Regions from separate parts of the Homo sapiens genome. Here region 1 is linked to region 2. Evidence: read pairs that join two places in POLR2A ChIA-PET (ENCODE). Cell type or tissue: GM12878. All regions are shown on one strand. Each heading gives the region's core, and the rest is flanking DNA. Links, peaks and the distances in the headings are about the cores only. Region 1 has its middle 76 kb from the start of CLDN10-AS1. Region 2 overlaps LOC124903193 (a long non-coding RNA gene).

Region 1 (4,396 bases), core at 242-4,241, 71 kb after region 2:
TTGGACTCAATAACACTTTTCATATCATTTTCAATAAGAGAGTTGAATAACTGTATATTGACCTGAATTGAAAAGAGAAATGGAAACAGAAAATCTTTAGCAAATTGAACTAAAAATCTCCCAGTGAGTTACAAATTAATCCAGTGAAATGTTCCGGATGTTTTGGATGAGGGAATTCTATTTCATACAGGTCACACTCCCTTACCAACCTCAGGCCTGGCTGAAGGAAGATTCTTCTAATCCAAAACATCCTGCAATTTTAATTTAATTATGAAACAGCATGTTGTGCTAGCTAAGTTAGACTTCAAGATGACTTAGCAGAAATCCCCTGGTTTGATAATAAATACAGATGCCATCCAGTGCAATAAAAATGACTGCATCAGGCCAGAGGCAGGTACAAAAAAGCTGAAAGAGGCTTTTATTTATTGTGATGCCAGAGGCAATAAAATTGTGTATCATTTGGGGTGAAACTTTTAATTTCATATCTTGTAGGTATTAAACTACACTTGCTATCTGCACATCCAAGTAAATCGTCTCCCATCTTTACTCCCTGTCTTTACTTTCACAAAAATCTTAATTCTGGGTTCTGCCAACGCTGCTTTCTTACCTATTCCTTGTCTGTTCCTTGTCTCCACAAATCTCCCAACCCCTTTCCCATATCTACTCTCCTATTCCACCCCACTTTTCTCTAAGGAACTCCAGGAAGCAGAGGTGAAACCCCTGTCCAAGAATATTCAAATATGTATTTATTCCTTCATGCAACAAAAATCAGCCTAGCATGGTGACTCACTCTTGTAATCTCAGCACTTTGAGAGGCTGAGGCAGGAGGATTGCTTAAGGCCAGGAGTTCAAGACCAGCTTGGGCAACATAATAAGACGCCTGTCTCCACAAAAAATTAAAAAAAAAATTAGCTGGTCATGATGGAGCACAGCTTAGTCTCAGTTACTTAAGAGGTTGAGATGGGAGGATTGCTTGAGCCTAGGAATTCAAGGCTGCAGTGAACTGTCATCATGCCACTACACTCCAGCTTGTGCTACAGAGGGAGACCCTGCACAAAACGAAACAAAACAAAATGAAACAAAAACAAAATGAAAACATTCATTAGGCATCTCCTATGCATAAGGCATTTTGCTTTGTTTGTAAAGACAGATCACAAAAAAGCAAGTTATTTTGTCTATTCTCCAAGGGAGATTTAAATTTGCAGGCAGGATTGAAGCAGAATGAGAAATAGGAAAAAGATGGAGCTGATATGTACAAATATGTAAGACAGATGGAGTCTCTGCCAGGCTGTAAATAGCATAGGTCCTAAACCAAACTCATCATGTTCCTCTGCAAAAGCACTTCCTCCCACAGCCTTCCTGTTGCGTCTCGGTCCCGCAAGTGTTCCTGTGATCCAGAAGCATTTTATTGCACCCATCTTCTGGTCACCTCTGTTGTTGTGTATGCATTTGCTTGTTTCTTTAGCAGGACTATGTCTTAACCCTGGCATATGGAGGCAGATCCAATTCCTAGTCCATCCACATCTCTGGAGATTATTCCAGTTTTCAGCATTAATAAGTTACTAAAAAAAAATTGTTGAGTTAAATTATGTTCTTACCATTGCACAAGCTTACAAAATCTGCTTCAGATCAAACAGCCATCTTCTACATTGCAGAGTTTGTTTCGTATGCAAATGGATCCTCTTTCGTTGAGAAGCCAGGTGTGTAGAAACTCAGGGAGGACCAAAGCAAGGTGCTGGGGCTCTGTGTTCTGTGCAGTCTTGGGAACTGACAGAGCAGTTGTGGTTATCTGTTTGACCTTGTACTTGGTGAATCACATACTGATGTAGGGGGATTCCCTGTTGCTACCACTATTTGTTCCATTCTCTAGTTTCCTACTCGAGTTTCAGATACTCTGCAACTAGAAATGACCTTAGTTCTTCCCAGTTATCAGATATTATTTTCTGACCCTCAGTTTCGCTGGGGATGCCACTAGCCTGGCATATGAATGGTTTTCAAATAAGAATCTCTTCCAAACAGAAGAGGCAGCCTGGGTATATAGTGATGGTTTCTGCCCTTTTTCTAGGGTGTACTCTCTTGAAGACCCTCTAGGAAGCCAAAACTGCACTGGGCATATCTGCAGCAATCTCTGTCATCTCATTAGGGTATGTTGAAAATAAGTCAACCTGTGAGTTAGCTATTGTCAGAAAATTGCTATGTAACCAACAACCACAGATCCTCATGGTCAACAACAATAATGAACATTCATTTCTTGTACCTGTGAAGTTCAGCTAATCTAGGCTGGACTTTGCTGATCTCAACTGGACTCAACTTATGCACCTGGGGTCTAATGGGGGTTGGCTGACCTTAGATGAGGTTGGCTGGGGTGACTTGGTTCTGCTCTACCTGTCTACCTCCTAGAACAGTAGGCTTGCCTGAGCATATACTTTTCATGGCAAAAACACAGCAAAACAAGCTCAATTACATGAGTGGTTGTGTAGACCTCTGATTGTATCATGTCTATGACATCCCATTGGTCAAAGCAAGTCATATGGCCAAACACAGAGTCAAGAGGTAGAGAAATAGCCTCCGTGTTTTTGTTGTTCTTGTTGTTTTGTTTTTTGAGACAAAGTGTTGCTCTGTGACCCAGGCTGGAGTGCAGTGGTGATCATGGCTGTATTAGTTCATTTTCACATTGCTATAAGGAAATACTTGAGACTGGGTAATTTATAAAGGAAAGAGGTTTAATCAACTCATGCTTCTGCATGGCTGGAAAGGCCTCAGGAAACTTACAGTCATGGTGGAAGGTGAAGGGGAAGCAAGCCACCTTCTTCACAGGCAGCAGGAAGGAGAAGTGATGAGTGAAGGGGGAAGAACCTCTTATAAAACTATCAGATCTTGTGAAAACTCACTATTACCAGAAGAGCATGGGGGAAACTGCTCCCATGATTCAATTACCTCCACCTGGTCTCTCCCTTGACACACAGGGATTATGGGGATTATGGGGATCACAATTCAAGATGAGATTTTGGGTGGGGACACAGCCAAACCACATCATTCTGCCCCAGCCCCTCCCAAATCTCATGTCCTCACATTTCAAAACATAATCATGCCTTTCCAATTGTCCCCCAAATTCTTAACTCATTCCAGTATTAACCCAAAAGTCCAAATCCAAAGTCTCATCTGAAACAAGTCAAGTACCTTCCACCTATGAGCCTGTAAAATCAAAAGCAAGTTAGTTACTTCTGAGATGCAATGGGAGTACAGCACTGGGTAAATACACCTGTTACAAATGGGAGAAATTGGCCAAAACAAAGGGGCTACAGACCCCATGCAAGTCCAAATTCAGTGGGGCAGTCATTAAATCTTAGAGCTCCAAAATATCTCCTTTGACGCCATGTCCTACATCCAGGTCACACTGATGCAAGAGGTGGTCTCCCATGGCCTTGGACAGCTCTGTTCCTGTGGCATTGCAGGGTACAACCCCACTCCTGGCTGCTTTCACAGGCTGGCGTTGAGTGTCTGCAACTTTTCCAGGTGCATGGTGTAAGCCGTCAGTAGATCTACCATTATGGGGTCTGGAGGACAGTGGCCCTCTTCTCACAGCTCCACTAGGCTATGCCCTAGTAGGGACTCTGTGTGGGGGCTCTGACCCCACCTTTCCCTTCCACACTACCCTACCAGAGGTTCTCCATGAGGGCTCCACCCCTGCCACAAACTTCTTCCTGGACATCTGGGCATTTCCATACATCCTCTGAAATCTAGGCAGAGGTTCTCAAACCTCAATTATTAACTTCTGTGCACCTGAAGGCCCAACACAATGTGTAAACTGCCAAGGCTTGGGACTTGCACCCTCTGAAACAATGGTCTGCGCTGTACATTGGCCCATTTTAGCCATGGCTAGGATGCAGGGCACCAAGTCCTGAGACTGGACAAAGTAGCAAGACCCTGGATCTGGCCCATGAAACCAGTTTTTCCTCCTAGGCCTCCAGGCCTGTGATGGAAGGGGCAGCCATGAAGACCTCTGACATGCCCTGGAGACATCTTCTCCATTGTCTTGGTGACTAACATTTGGTTCCTCATTACTTATGCAAATTTTTCCAGCCTGCTTGAATTTCTCCCCAGAAAATGGGGTTTTCTTTTATATTGCATTGTCAGGCTGCAAATTTTCTAAACTTTATGCTCTGCTTCCCATTTAAATATAAGTTACAATTCCAAATCATCTCTTTGTGAATGCATACAACTGAATGCTTTCAAGAGCACCCAAGTTACCTCTTGAACACTTTGCTTCTTAGAAATTTCTTCTGCCAGATACCCTAAATCATCTCTCTCAAGTTCAAATTTCCACAGATCTCTAGGGCAGGGGCAAAGTGCTTCCAGTCTCTTTGCTAAAGCACAGCAAGAGTCACCTTTATTC
Region 2 (4,396 bases), core at 226-4,225:
GGTTTTCTCCATGTTGGTCAGGCTGGTCTTGAACTCCTGACCTCAGTTGAACCACCCTCCTCGGTCTCCCAAAGTGCTGGGATTACAGGTGTGAGTCACCGTGCCTGGCATCTATCCAACATTTAAAACCAAACAATTAAAACTAATTTTAAGGGAGGCCTAGAGCATTGGGAGGGGTGGTCATGGCAACTTTTCCTACCTGTCACAATTTTAGGGGGCCTGGTTCTGGCAAAAACGCTATGATGATTGTTTTTGCATCATGTTCCATGCCCCATACCCCAATTTAAAAGCAGAGAGAAGTAACAAATCAATACCTCTGACCCTCATCCCATTTCTGTCCCCTCCCCTCCTTCACTTGCTCTTATGGGTAAAGCTGCTCAAATATCAAGAAACATACTTTTAAACCACGTATAAGTTCACTTCAGAATGATTTTGAGTCTGTGGTAGAACTCTGGAGAAGTCCTGAATCCATTTGAAGCCCACGGGCAGGATACAAGGGCAGATGGGAAGAGAAGGGCGGAGATGATGGCAGAAGTGGACAGGGGAGGATCTGCTAGGAGGCTTGGGAGCTCTCATTCAAACTCTCTCCATCATTGTCTCCCACTCTTAGGCATAAGTCCACTCAAACATCAGGAGGCTGGTTGCAGAGGCATGGTGATCTTCTGCTGGCCTCAGCCTCGATCTTCTGGGGAAGGCAATGAGGAATTTGCTGTATCTCTGAAACCACCCTTGCAAAATTATGACAGTGAGCAAATCTGACATGGTTGACTCCATCTTGCTTCTGACCTTCAGGCTGTCTTTGGGCATTCCTGGGTGTAGGCTAAGCCAACTTTGGGAGGAATTTAGTTTATAGTTTAACTTTGAAACAAGGATGATGACAGTCCACTCTAAAATGAATCCTCTCCCTGTTTTCAGGGCTGAAACCACCTTTGTAAGACTAACAAGAGGTCCTAAAATAAGTGTGGTTTCTGTAAGCCCTTACTGCTCAGGTCATGGCCAGAGGTCACACGATAGGAGGACTTTTTATAATCCTTTGCTGTTCCAGGGGCATGTGGCCAGAGGGTCAAGATTGGTGACCTTCTCAATTTCTCCTATAAATAACTTCATTATTGCAGAACCTAAGATTGGGTTTTTGTGAGATGTTTTTCAGACTGACCCCACCCAGACTTGTGAGTCATGACTCAGCATGTGAGTAGAATCATCCAGTATTTGTCCTTTTGTGACTGGCCCCATCCAGAGGTAGACTTGGCACATGAGGACCCTTTCCTACACCCCTATGATTTCATCCCCAACCAATCATCAGTGCCCATTCCCTAGCCCTCTGCCCACTAAATTGTCTATAAGAACCTCTAGGCTGGGTGAGGTGGCTCATGCCTGTAATCCCAGCACTTTGGGAGGCCAAGACAGGTGGATCACTTATGGTCAGGAGTTTGAGACCAGCCTGGTCAACATGGCAAAACCCGTCTCTACTAAAAATACAAAAATCAGCTGGGTGTGGTGGCACATGCCTGTGATCTCAGCTACTCGAGAGGCTGAGACAGGAGAATTGCTTGAACTCGGGAGGCAGAGTTTGCAGTGAGCCAAGATTGTACCACTATACTCCAGCCTGGGCGACAGAGGGAGACTCCATCTCAAAAAAAAAAAAAAAAGAACCTCTAACACCTGAACCTTTGGTAGGCGCTGGGAGGGAGGAGAGACAGATTTGAGTAATAACTCCAGTTCTCACATGTGTGCTGGCTTCATGTCAATTAAACTCTTTACTGCAATGCCTCAGTCTCAGTGGGTTGATCTGTCTGTGCAGTGGGCAGGAAGAACTCATCAGGTGCTTACATCTCTGTAGGAAAAAGGTGGTCATAAATGGGTGAGTAGGATACATTCCCCAAAGTCAGGAACAGCCCTTGGTGAGGTTTGTAGGAGTCTCTTTTCTCCATTCTCGGTGTGGGAGGCATTTTGCTGCAGCTACTAGCAATGTCTTTGGCACGTTCCCATGTGATCCTTGCATCAAGTTCTTATTTTTCTTCCTTTTTAAAAATGTATTTTATTGGTCAGGCATGGTGGCTCACACCTTTAATCCCAGCACTTTGGGAGGCTGAGGTGGGTGGATCACTTGAGGCCAGAAGTTCGAGACCAGCCTGGCCAAAATGGTAAAACCCCATCTCTACTAAAAATACAAAAAATTAGCCGGGCATTATGGTAGGCACCTGTAATCCCAGCTACTTGGCAGGCTGAGGCAGGAGAATCACTTGAACCAGGAGGCAGAGGTTGCAGTGAGCCAAGATCGCATGATTGCACTCCAGCCTGGGCAACAAGAGTGACACTTCATGTCAATTATATATATATATATAATTTTTTTGTCTCTATGAATTTGATTACTCTTAGGTACCTCATGTGAGTAGAATCATCCAGTATTTGTCCTTTTGTGACTGGCTTATTTCACTTAACATAATGTCATCAAGGTTCATCCTTGTTGTAGTATGAGCCTCTGTTGCTTTTTTGGAATTGCAATGAAGAACACAATATAAATTTATCTTTTTAACAATTTTAAGTGTTCAGTATTGTTAACTATAAACACATTGTTGTAAAACAGATCTCTAGAACTTCTTCATCTTGCATGACTGAAACTCTACACCCATTGAACAACTTCCCTTTTGCCTCTCCCTCTGGCCCCTGGAAACCACCACTCTACTTTACTATATGTGTGTGTGTGTGTGTGTGTGTGTGTGTGTGTGTGTGTGTATAATATTTATTCCAGTCTAGGTTCACAATATTTTTTTTCTTTTAAAAATGTTTTATTTTGTTATCTTTATTTAATAGAGACAGGGTCTTGCTATGTTTTCCAGATTGGTCTTAAACTCCTGGGTTCAAGCGATCCTCCTTCCTCAGTGTCTCAAAGTGTTGGGATTACAGGCATGAGCCACCAGGTCTGGCCTAAATCAAGTTCTGAATTCATTTGATCTCCTTCCCTAGGGAGCTCTGCTGCATGGATTTTTTTGTGTCAGCTGATTTCTCCAAGAGATGTTCCTGTACCCTGCCAAACTCTCCCACAGCCAACTTGGGCAAAGGCCAAAGGAGATCTTCAATTAATTCCATTCTTTCTGTGTTTTGGATTTATTGTAGAAATCAAGATGTTGTTTCCATATTGAAATTGGAAGCTCTGTTATTATGAATGAAAACAGAAATAATCTGTTAACAACACCAGTTCTTAATTGCCTGTTCTTTAGTTTGGCAAGCTTTCCTGCAAGAGAAGAAAAACGACGTCTGCACACAAAAAACACAGGGGGAGCGGTGGTGGGGGAAAGCTAGTGCTCATGGAATCTAGAAGGTTTTCTGGCTCCAAACCGAATGAGCTCAAGACAAGGAATTACCAGACATGGAAAGTGATGGGGATGGGCAGAGTGTGGTGCCTATACCTCGCTTCTTCCTGCTATTTTGTATTTTCTCTGCCATCTATAAATCGTCTCATCTAGGCTTTCTGGAGGGCCTCCACAGTTTTGTTTTGTTTTGTTTTTCCTTTAAAAAAATTATAGTAAAACATACATAATAAAATTTTTCATTTTAACCATTCTAAGCTTATGTTTCAGTGGCATTAAGTATATTCATAGTGTTATGCAACCACCACTGCATCCCTCTCCAGAACTTTTTCATCTTCCCAAACTGAAACTCTGTACCTGTTAACTCCCCATTCCCCCTTCCCTGCATAAATAACTCCCCATTATCCCTTTCTGCTAGTCCCTGGCAACCACCCTTCTACTTTCTGTCTCTATGAATTTGATTACTCTTAGGTACCTCATGTGAGTAGAATCATCCAGTATCTGTCCTTTTGTGACTGGCTTATTTCACTTAACATAATGTCATCAAGTTTCATCCGTGTTGTAGTATGAGCCTCTGTTGCTTTTTTGGAATTGCAGTAAAGAACACAATATAAATTTATCTTCTTAACAATTTTAAGTTTTCAGTATTGTTAACTATAAGCATACTGTTGTAAAACAGATCTCTAGAACTTCTTCATCTTGCATGACTGAAACTCTATGCCCATTGAACAACTTCCCTTTTTCCTCTCCCTCTGGCCCCTGGAGACCGCCACTCTACTTTTCTGTTTCTGAGTTTAATTACTTTATACATCTCATGTGAGTGGCTTTATGCAGCACTTATGTTTTTGTGATTGGCTTGTTTCATTTAATGCCTTCAAGCTTCATCCATGTTGTAGCTTATGACAGGATTTCTTTCTTTTCTAAAGCTGAATATTATTCCATTGTATGAACATACCACATTTTCATTATCCATTCAACCATCAATGCACATTTGAGTTGCTTCCACCTCTTGGCTATTGTGAATGCTGTTGCAGTGAACAAAGGTGTGCAAATATCTTTTTGAGATCCTGTTGTTGCAATATATT

Evidence for each region. Peaks named below come from ENCODE experiments on the same cell type or tissue, not always from the same donor. Only the 100,000 strongest peaks of a DNase experiment are listed, where the experiment ranks them.
Region 1: POLR2A ChIA-PET joins it to region 2 with 7 read pairs; 1 of 35 experiments calls an interaction of 5 or more read pairs at or near these places.

The regions. Positions count from the first base shown.
Region 1 is chr13:95,455,701-95,460,096 of GRCh38, forward strand. It overlaps a transcript of CLDN10 not described here. Among named protein-coding and RNA genes, the nearest start is that of CLDN10-AS1, 76 kb to the right of the region's middle. RefSeq lists an enhancer at 1,931-1,990. In GM12878, for the core only: no CTCF peak of the experiment used is centred there; a DNase peak (open chromatin) is centred at 1,791; H3K4me3 peaks cover 885 bases; H3K27ac peaks cover 1,381 bases.
Region 2 is chr13:95,384,826-95,389,221 of GRCh38, forward strand. All of the region lies in intron 1 of LOC124903193 (a long non-coding RNA gene), which reads right to left. Among named protein-coding and RNA genes, the nearest start is that of ABCC4, 86 kb to the left of the region's middle. RefSeq lists a silencer at 1,702-1,821. In GM12878, for the core only: no CTCF peak of the experiment used is centred there; no DNase peak of the experiment used is centred there; H3K4me3 peaks cover 455 bases; H3K27ac peaks cover 1,173 bases.